Regions from separate parts of the Homo sapiens genome. Here region 1 is linked to region 2. A link is a contact called in ENCODE Hi-C or POLR2A ChIA-PET data. All regions are on one chromosome and are shown on one strand. Each heading gives the region's core, a stretch centred on a gene start or an enhancer-like site at or near the end of the contact. The rest is flanking DNA. Distances are from core to core; before and after follow the strand shown. Region 1 has its middle 5.6 kb from the start of RICTOR. Region 2 overlaps RICTOR (RPTOR independent companion of MTOR complex 2).

What was found. A loop is a pair of places that touch in the nucleus more often than their neighbours do. ChIA-PET counts read pairs that join two places held with the same protein, here RNA polymerase II (POLR2A). Pooled maps may share reads with other maps.
Region 1: a pooled map shows a loop between it and region 2 (2.1-fold over the local background). The contact joins two enhancer-like sites. A Hi-C loop is called at or near these places in 1 of 50 pooled maps. POLR2A ChIA-PET finds 5 or more read pairs at or near these places in 12 of 52 experiments (CD8-positive, alpha-beta memory T cell, GM12878, H1 and 8 more).

Annotation. Positions count from the first base shown.
Region 1 is chr5:39,077,477-39,082,544 of GRCh38, reverse strand. No RefSeq gene overlaps it. Among named protein-coding and RNA genes, the nearest start is that of RICTOR, 5.6 kb to the right of the region's middle. Within about 2 kb of position 1,762, at least 4 of the 41 ENCODE cell types and tissues checked have a DNase peak (open chromatin) inside an H3K27ac peak, as active enhancers do.
Region 2 is chr5:38,971,739-38,977,251 of GRCh38, reverse strand. It overlaps RICTOR (RPTOR independent companion of MTOR complex 2), which reads left to right. Exons shown (of 38, transcript NM_152756.5): 10 at 1,648-1,715; 11 at 5,293-5,375. Among named protein-coding and RNA genes, the nearest start is that of RICTOR, 100 kb to the left of the region's middle. Within about 2 kb of position 2,896, at least 2 of the 41 ENCODE cell types and tissues checked have a DNase peak (open chromatin) inside an H3K27ac peak, as active enhancers do.

The sequences.
Region 1 (5,068 bases), core at 513-3,012, 110 kb before region 2:
TTTTCTTCTTCCTTATTTCCCCAGTCTTTTTCTTCTCTATGCATTTTGTTGGTTTGTCTTCAAATTCACAACCCTTTTCTTTTTTAGGGTACAATCTGTCATCATTTAGTGAATTTCTGACTAATATATCATCATTTCTGGCACAGTGTTTTTCATTTCTAAAATGCACACTTGGTTATTTTTTACAGAATACATTTCTCTCTAGAGAGTATCCATCTGTTTACTTACTGTGTCCAACATTTCTTTTAAATCTTTGATCATATTTATGAAACTCTATTAATTCCAATGTCCATGCTTTCTCTAGTCTTGGTTTTTGTTTTTTGTTTTTTGGTTTTTGGTTTTGGTTTTGTTTTGTTTCTTTTTGAGATGAAGTCTCACTCAGTTGCCTAGGCTGGAGTGCAGTGGCATGATCTCGGCTCACCGCAAGCTCCGCCTCCCAGGTTCAAGCGATTCTCCTGCCTCAGTCTTCTGAGTAGCTGGGATTACAGGCATGCATCACCACGCATAGCTAATTTTTGTATTTTTAGTAAAGACGGGGTTTCACCATGTTGGTCAGGCTGGTCTCGAACTCCTGACCTCATGATCTGCCCGCCTCGGCCTCCCAAAGTGCTGAGATTACAGGCGTGAGCCACTGTACCCGGCCTCTGGTCTTGTTTTTAATTGATTTTTTTCTCATGAGGATGAGTCACATTTTCCTCATTTTTCAAATCTCATAAAATTTTTGCTGTATGCTGAACGTTACCAATGTGATTTGTCGGAGAGTTGGAATATTGTTGTTGTATTTTTGAGTTTAGTTTTAAACCCTGTTCTTTAGTTAATTTATTGGGAGATCAGCTTGATCCTATTGGGGCTTGACTTTGAACTCTGTTTAGGTATATCTATAGCAGCCTTATTCTAGGACTGATGTATCCTTTTCGATAAGTTATGGCCTTTGTGGGATCTCAGTGCAACCCATTTCCTAACGTATAGCCTTTTGGGTGTCTTACTTGCATACTCAAAGTGTTCACCAAAGTCTCTTTACTTGCCGGTTGGATGTCTTTCAGCAATCTGCAACCTCTGGAATCTCCATTTAGTTCAGAGCCCCCAGGGGCTGTTCTTTGCCATGTTTCACTGAGTCTTACCCTATGATTGTTCAGCTTAAAATTCAGCTAAATAAGCAAAGGGATCCCAGTGCAGATTTCTGGAGCTCCTACTTTGCACAGCTCTCTCATCTCTGGTATTATGCCCCTCATCTCGACTTCAGTTTTTCTTTCCTCCATTCCGTGAGACTGCTGCTCTGTTTAGGTTCCACAAATTTTGTGTTGCATTTTCAAAGCTGGAGGGAAGGTGAAACTCACCTTTTTTGCTCCTTTTATGTCAAGGTCATAGTGCCACACTATTGTCCAGTGCCTAAACACTGCTGTTTCATATATTTGTCTAAATTAACAATTGTTTATTGTAGGAAGGTACATCCAACAATCATTATTCTATCATGGATAGAATAATAAATTCATTTGAAAAAAATTATTTAATATGGAATAGCTACTTTGTATTTTGTTTCATATCATCAATATCTGAAGTCCTTGGCATAGAATTCTGTTTATTTTGATTTATACGGATTCTTACTCATAGTCAGTTTTTTCTATGAGTTTAATGATCTTTGAATGTGAGCTTTTATTTGTTTGATCTTGATATGTGACGATCCTAGGAACTGATGAAGTAATGGACTTTCCCCAAAAAGGATTTGTAATTGCTACTGCTGAAAGCCAGGGGGCACTACCAACCTGGGTCCACTTTGGTCCACTTCTAGGATCCTGGACTTAACGCAAGAGCCTGATGTTCTGCTTTCCTACCTTGCAGTGGCTTAGTCTTCAGATCTAGATAGCTAGAGAGGACCTTTTTTCCAGTTTTCTAGTTGCTCACTGCTCCTCACTCTGACTTCAGTGTCCTATTTTGTTATTTTTTTTTTTTTGTGGAGGAATTTGGAGGAATTTTTTTAGTCCCCTACCCCTACGTGCCCCCTTCAAAAAAAAAAAAAAGAAAGAAAGAGAGAGAACAGAAAAAAGAAAAGAAATGAAATGAAAGAAAAAGGTAAACTATTAATATTTATTATACATATTAACAATGGAGCTGTCATCTTGTCAGAAGGTTAAATTGACATGAGTCATATAAGTATTCTGAGGGAAGATTGGGAGTTCTACAACTCAGAAGAATTCACAACAGACTCAGGAATTCTCTCCACTTTGGCATATGGCCATATACTTTATCTAGGTAAGTGGATTTAAGGAGGATATTATAAACTATTCCTCACAAAATGTACACACGGCTTAAGAAGAATCTTGCAAAGAAATTGTATGTAACACAAATAATAAAAGCACAGTACAGGTTTTAAAATATGGCAGACTTGATACTTCTGATTTTAGCACTTTATCAGCTTCATTACAAGGAAAAAGCAATGATAATGCAATCAGATGTCACAATGTCAGCCAACATTTTTTAAAATTAAAAATATTAGAATTATGTGAAATATGAATTTATATGCATTATCCTTCACTATTATCTGAGTCTAATTATATATTGCTCCTTGAGATGTCAGCTATTATAAAGCTACCAGATTAGCAAAATATTTTTAACATAAACAGAAAATAAAGATAATTTTCTGTATTTTTTCTGTGATGTTAGAAGTCATGCAATATTGAATCCATTACTTTGCAAAAAGACAGATTTTTTTCTTTTTTCTCAAGGTAGGGTCTTGCTTTACTACCCAGGCTGAAGTGCAGTGGTGTGATCATAGCTCAATGCAGCCTTGAAAAATCTGAGCTCAAGTGAGCCTCCCACCTCAGCCTCCCAAATAGCTGAGATTACAAGAGCATGACGTCATGCTAGATAACTTATTATTATTATTATTATTACTATTTTAGTAGAGACGAGATTTGCTACGTTGCCTAGGCTAGTCTGGAATTCTTGGGCTCAAAGGATCCTCCTGCCCCAGCCTCCCGTACTGCTGGGATTACAAGCATGAGCCACCCTGTCCTGTGAAAAGAGAAAGATTTCTTATTAGCAACAGACAAAAAGGAACATATCAGTTGGGAATATAGTGCTATTTCCTACTGTGGTTAAAAAAATGGCTGGGAATAAAAAAAAAAAAACAGAGAAAAATATTTGTTGACAAAACTAAAACGCAAACCTATTGGTCAACCAAAGCAGAAAAAGGGGTGGGGCAGGGGAAGGCTGAAGATTTGAAGAAAAAGGCATTTGAACAAATAAGCATTATGAACAAGCTTTGCTGTGTGTGCAGTTGAATGAAAGAATAAATATTTCTAACTATGTCTTAGCTTACGGTGTTGGCTTAATTCTGTTAAGCTTTTTTCTGTGCCATCAAAGTAAAAGTACCAAATACCAGGTGTCCTTATCAGTAAACAACTTCCTTAATAAGAACAATGTTTTATGAAAATCGATGAAGCAGTTCCCATCAATTTAAAAAGGAGTTCATACAGAAGTACAGAGATAGTACCACATGTGATAATTTTGTATAAATAAGACTTTTTAAAAAGTTTAATTTTCACACACTTTGAAATGAGAGGTGAAGAAAATCTTTTGTATTATACAGGTGTTTACTATTTATTTAGTGGCAAGCTTTTTTTTCATGATGACTGGTGGCTTCGAGTAGCATGTTACCTATCAGATTTTTTAAAAAAAATTAAAAAAAAATTTCCCTTCAAGGTAGATGTGATAACAATAACTAAGAAATTTAATACTTCCAAAAAACCTGTGCTAGGATGAGAGCATTTAGAAAACAGATATTTGAAAGTGTTTCAGTTTTGTGATTTTTTTCTGAAAAAACTTAAAATATAAATGTGTCACATATATAAATTTTCATATCTGCACACTTGAAAATCATGGGAACAGAGTTTCCCAATCTGCTTCAAAATCTTTCAGATAAATGGTTTTGCAACCATTTTGCTGAAAATTTCTAAATGTTATGTCTTCTAGTTTGATAGGAAAACTGATTGACATTAGGCAAGATGAATATTTGTTAGCCAAATTACTAGTTTGATAGGAAAACTGATTGACATTAGGGAAGATGGATATTTGTTAGCCAAATTACATTTCAAAAAGCTTTTGTATCACTGGGTGGACGAAATGGGAAAATGAGTTTTATGGTTTAGAAATGCGGCCAATACAGTAGTTCTTCCATTTTTAACTTTGCATTTTGTGAGGTCTCAGCTATTAAAACCCTATACCCACATAAACTCTTCTTAGAACTAGACTTTTAAATTTCAGTATCACAAAGTATATAACAAGAAATGTCGAGAATAATGAAGTATATTCAGCCCCATTGCTTTGTATTCGTGTCATTAGTAAAATAACATTAAAAATTACTTTTAACCATTTTTATTTTGTGTTTATGTTTTAAGTTCTAATTTAATTTAAAAAGTGAATATATATGTATTGCAGTGTATGTGCAAAAGTTCTTTTTTTAATGAACAGATGCACAAATAATTTTGATTGTTTATAATGACCTGTTAAGTAAGTCATTATTATAATCAACTGTTTATAATTTTGGTTTAGAATAGCCAACAAAATTTTTCTAAAATAGTTTTCCTAAAAAAATTCATGAGTAAAAATTTGTTTGGGAACAAGTAAAATGAGAAAACGGGAGAGAAAAATCACTCCAAATTCTACCATCTGTAGATAATAACTGTTGAAATTTTACTGCATACCCTTCTAGATTTCATTTTTTAACATATCTTCATCTTCCATAAACATAGGTTTATTCTTCATTTAAAACTGTTAGTCATAGAGAGTCTCTTTAAAGAATTATTTAAAAGGAAATTTATATGAGATTTTGGGACAGAGATTAAAATTTAAAGACACAATACTCAGGGGCTCTGTTCTGCTGTGACCAAGACATAATTAACACTGGATGGGATTGTAACATTTGTTAAATTTAATTCATTGCTTGTCGTGTAAATGGCCTTTAGATGTCTCAAATGTGCGGTTTAACTATGAAGTTACCAAGAAATAGTCTGACCAAATTTTGTGGCTTTTTACTTGCTTTATCTTCAAATGGCCTATGTACCAAGGC
Region 2 (5,513 bases), core at 1,647-4,146:
TTCCAAGGTCATTCAGATTGTTGAGAAAATTTAGTTTCTTGCTACTGTACAACTGCTATGCCTTTTTCTTTACTGGCTGTCAGCTGGGGCCTACTTTCACCTTCTAGAGGCCTCCCACATTCCTCAGCACATGGTCTTCTCCCTCTGCAAAGGCAACAATGCTGGAATCTTTCTACTGCTTTCAGCCTCTCTGACTTTTTCTTTGGCTACCAGCTAGAGAAAGCTCTCTAATTAGATCAAGCCTGCTATATGCTGTATACTCTTTCTTATGCTCTGCTAGACAATATAACATAAACATAGTCACAGTCATAGCGCTGATACCTCACCATGTTCACAGGACCCAGAGATCAGGTCATGGAATCTTGGGATAGGGCCATATATAGAATTCTGCATATGATGATGGACAACAGGTGAACCTAGATATTTCTTAGAATTGGGAGGGTGGGGCTATTCCATCAGAATCTTTCCTATTTGGTTCTGTACTTTCTTCTAAGTTTCTGGAGTATAAGCAGGTAGATATCAGGCCTGTAAATAAGGGTATATTATGACCAGGGAACAGGGAAATGACTGATTTTTAAAATATTACAAGTTTAATAGGTTAGAGATGGATTACCAAACAGTCAATGTATGTCACCAACTTTTTTAAGAGAAAGCACTGAAAGCTTAATCACACAGGTGTCTGATTCTCCCTTCTTCCAAGCCACCCCCGCCCCCATTTTCATTTCTGTTATTTTCTCATTTTAGCTGGTGCTGCATAGCTTAGTCTTTTTCTTTGAGCTTTTCAATCCACTTTTGTAGACTAATTGCTCACTCATATCTAATTTGATATTCTGTCATTGCTGTTTATTCCTTCTACTTTTTGTTGCTGTTTTTCCCAGTTCTGTGATTTTTTTGTATGCTCACAACCATTAAAAATTTAAGTAGGAAAGATTAAAAAAAAAAGGTGGCACAGGAAAAAAGGGACAATCGACAGGGTAGACATGGTGGTTGGAGTGACATAAAGAGACACAAAATTGCTATTAAGTATTGAAACTGGCCATAAGCCAACCATGAAAAATGTTTAATAGATATAAAAAATTCAGTTGCTTAATTGTCATAACTATTGTAGAGGAGGGAATAATGGAAACAGTTGGGTACATAATTGTCAAGGAAGAAAGTAGCTGGTGATGTTAATATGTAGTTATTTCATAACATTTCAGTGACTATATAGGTTGTTGAACTTGCTTGTTGGAAACGTTCAAATAAGTTTAGAGCAAAGATTGTGAAGTAAACAGTGTGTGTGATTAAAATTAAGAGGTTTTTGTGATAATTTTCTTTGCTAAGGGGCAGCCTAGTACCACAGATGCTTATTAAGCAGACTTAATGCTTAATTAAATCTTATCTAAGAATAGTTTTCAGGGAGCAGGAATATAGAACTGAGTAGAAAAGCAGAATTTATGACTTAAACGATGTTGTGAGTTTAAGTTTGAAGTCAGTTTATAATTGGCTAATTTGCTTTAGTGTAGATCTGATCTTTGTCTTGTTTTAATTTTATGTGTAAATGTTTAAACATTAGTGATAGCTCTTATTGTGATTTAGTAGCAGGAAAAAACTCATTTTAACATTTTATTTCATTGATTCTCCCCGCTGCCTCCCCACCCCCAACAGAGAAGACAGAGAAGCACGATTTCTAGCCAGTAAAATGGGAATCATAGCAACATTCCGATCATGGGCAGGTAGGTTACTCTACATTGCTTTATAACATCCAAGAAGAAAAACTAGACTGCTTTTTCAAATGTTAAATTATTATTGTAGCACCTAATTCAGATGCTAATCTAGTCTTACTTTGTATATTATTATTAGAACCAAAGGAACTCGTACAAAATTATTAAAATATGGTGAAGGAAATTTGTAATAGTCAATAGGAATTAGCTAATATTATGATCAGTATACACATATTTATTATTTGCCAGTCACTGTGCTAATGATTACCTGGGCAATTAAAAAAATTTAAGCATGATCTTTACCAAAAAAACCTACAAAACTTGAGTGTTAGCTGTGTATGTAACTAAAGTTTGTTACTTAAAGTACAGTGTAGTGTCATAGATACAAAATAAGCAAGATAGGCCATTAATAGTTCCAAATTTCTTGAGAATAGGGATTGTGCATGTTTTATCTTTCCATGGAATAAAAAGTAAGTATTGTTTTTAAAATAATACCACCATTAAATGTGTTGTTAATAACATTGGGGTTTTGCCATTAAGAGTAATTGAGAGTAATGGCAAAAACCGCAATTACTTTTGTACCCAATGTATTAATGATTATCTTCTTCCTTCTTGATTTAGTATTATTGTGAAGGGGTAGCATGGAAAAGAAGTAGCAATAAGCAAAAAAAGGAAATTCACCTAAACATTTCTGTGTACCTAGGTAACCCTAACTTAAAAATACCTTTTCCATACAAATGTTTACTCCAGCCATTTGTATGGGAAGGCCACTTGGCCCCTAACCAGTATGTTTCCAGGGATTTTCTCTGATCTCTTAGCAGCTTGGTAAAAAGCTCTGCCTTGCTATACCTCATAAATACCTATTTTCCTTATGCTGATGGACAACCATAGGATTCTATGATGACTCAACAGTCATACATACTTTTTTTAAATACTTCATCAGCTCCCCAGTACTTTGTTTTCTGTAGTTACAGTCATCTTCCTTTACCACTCCTCATCTTCCTTGTCATTAGAGCTGTTTGTATCTTACCAAAAAAATTAATTCTATCCTGCATCCTAGCTACTATCTCCTTATTCTTCCTACGTCCAGACTCTACGCTTCCTGTAATGATGTCTGTTTCTGCCAGTCTTTCCTTATTGCTCTTAAACATTTTTTTTTACTGTGTTTCAATTTCCCCTGGAGCCCTTTTATAATGATTCATCATTAGAAACTTAGAGGGGTGGGGCTGGGTGCAGTCGCTCATGCTAAGGTGGGTGGATCACCTGAGGTCAAGGGTTCAAGACCAGCCTGGCCAACATGGTGAAGCCCTGTATCTACTAAAAATACAAAAATTAGCCAGGTGTGGTGGCGGGCACCTGTAATCCCAGCTACTCGGGAGGCTGCAGCAGGAGAATTGCTTGAACCCAGGAGGCGGAGGTTGCAGTGAGCCAAGATCGCACCACTACACTCCAGCCTGGGTGATAGAGCGAGACTCTGTCTCAAAAAAAAAGAAAGAAACTTAGAGGGGTGGGAGTCTTCTACCTTTCTATTGAAGTAAGAAGAGAAATATCAGCATTATAAGTTAAAACCTTGAAAGCATTTGTCTCGTGGAAATAACTTCCTAAATAATATTTATATTCTGTAGTACTGTTTATAAGTTAAATAAACTTTTGTGTACTTGTAACATTATTTCTGTGATGTATTTCCAGTTCCAAATAACTGATTGAAAAATGATCTTTTAGAACACATTTTTTAATGAGGTGCAACAGCCTGTTTTCCATATTAGCACAGAGTATGATCTTTTGAGACTATATCTTATCTGTAATTTCTCAAACTACTCTCAGACATCAAAATTTGCGAAATAGTATTTTGATACTTTAAGCAAATAAGCTTACCTAGTATGTTTCGATTTGAATTTTGATCCTGAATCTAAAGAGAACATAGAGACTGTTCATAAATATCTGTACGCTTAGCTGGAAGTACAGGGAACTTTGGAGTCCTATAAGACATTTTAAAGAATGTTTTCCCTAACATGTCATAAAAAATTTGAAACATACAGAAAAATTGAAAAAACTATACAGTGAACACCCATATACTTCCACCTAGATTTTACTGTATTTGCTGTATTATATATCTGTCCATCCCACTGGGCGTTCATCAGTCCATCTATGTTATTCTAATATATCTTAAAGGAAGTTGCAGACATAGTCCTCTTCACTCCTGAACACTGCAGCATGCACATTATTAACTAGAACTAGATGTCTGTTTATGGTCCTGATTTGTTGTCGGGGGGAGAGATTTGAGGTAAAATTTACATACAGTGAAATGCACACATCATTAGTCTACTGTTTGATGCGTTTTGACAAATGCTTACACCTTTGTAATTCAAACCCTTTTCAATATATAGAACATTATCATTGCCCCAGAAAGTTCTCTTATACTCTTTCCTAGTCAGTTTTTGACTCCGTACTCCTAAGAAGGAACCACCATTATTTTTGTGGCTTAGTTTTGCCTATTCTGAAACTTAATATTAGTGGAATCATACTGATAAGGCTTTTTTTTGTAAGGCTTCTTTCACTTGACAGAATGATTTTGATACTCATTTATGTTATTGTATATATCAGTAATATGTTCTTCTTTTTTATAATATTTCATGCAATGAACATTTCAGTTTTTGTTGTTCTTTTTTTTTTTTTTGCCCTTCTGTTACTAGATTTGACTATTCAAAGCTCCTTTATCAAAGATAAAGCTTCTTTGAGCAATTCCATACAAACTTTTTTTGTGGACATGAGTTTTCATTTCTCTTGCGTAAATACCTAAATGGAATTGCTGGGTCTGAGATTGGATGTATGTTTGTGTCCATGAGAAACTGCCAGACTTTTTCCCAAAATACTTACACTATTTTATACTCCCATCATCAGCATATGTGACTCCCAGTTGTTCTGCATCCTTGTCAGTATTTGGTGTTGTGAGTCTTTAATTTTAGCCATTCTAGTAGGTATATTTTGATTTCTTGTTATTAATATAGTTTGCATTTCCCTGATGACTAATGATATTGAGCACTTTGTGTGTGTTTATTGGCTATTCATACGTCTTTTGTGACATGATTTTAATATGTTTAAAATTGTTCAACTTAGTTCTGTAACTTAAAAATTTTGAATCATATAATTTATTTGAAGTCTATTACTTATACTCATGTGCATTCAGTATATTTTAGAATTGAACTTTAATAAATGCCAAGTAGAGTTTTTCACTTTAAAGTGAGGAGTATAAAAGAGGGGAGACAGACCATTGTCTGATTTTTCTCCCGTGTTCTTACTCCCAGAGAAGAGTTCATCAGGCAGTCAGACTCATGAACTTTCTGGGTATTAAACAGATACTGAAGATGGAATTTAAATGACGAAATTATTGGTAATCTCTAATCAATAGAGAAATACAGAGTATGCTTCAAATATATTTCAGTTATATAATAGTTCTTATGATGACCAAATAGTATCATAATCATATAATTTTGCCTAGAAAAATATGACAAGTTTTATATTATACATTGCCATAGAAATTTTTTTGAAATTCATGTCAGTGATTTTTTTTTCTTTCTGTCCTCTTTAGGTATTATTAATTTATGTAAACCTGGAAATTCTGGGATCCAGTCTCTAATAGGAGTACTTTGCATACCAAATATGGAAATAAGGGTAGGTAAAAGTTATTAGGATTGTTTCATTCCTGGACCTTTAACAGTGGGAATTAATTATAAAAAAAAAATTATTTCAGGTGATGTGTTTTCCTCATTAGTTGTTAATCTAGATCATATTTTTAAAATACAGAAGTAA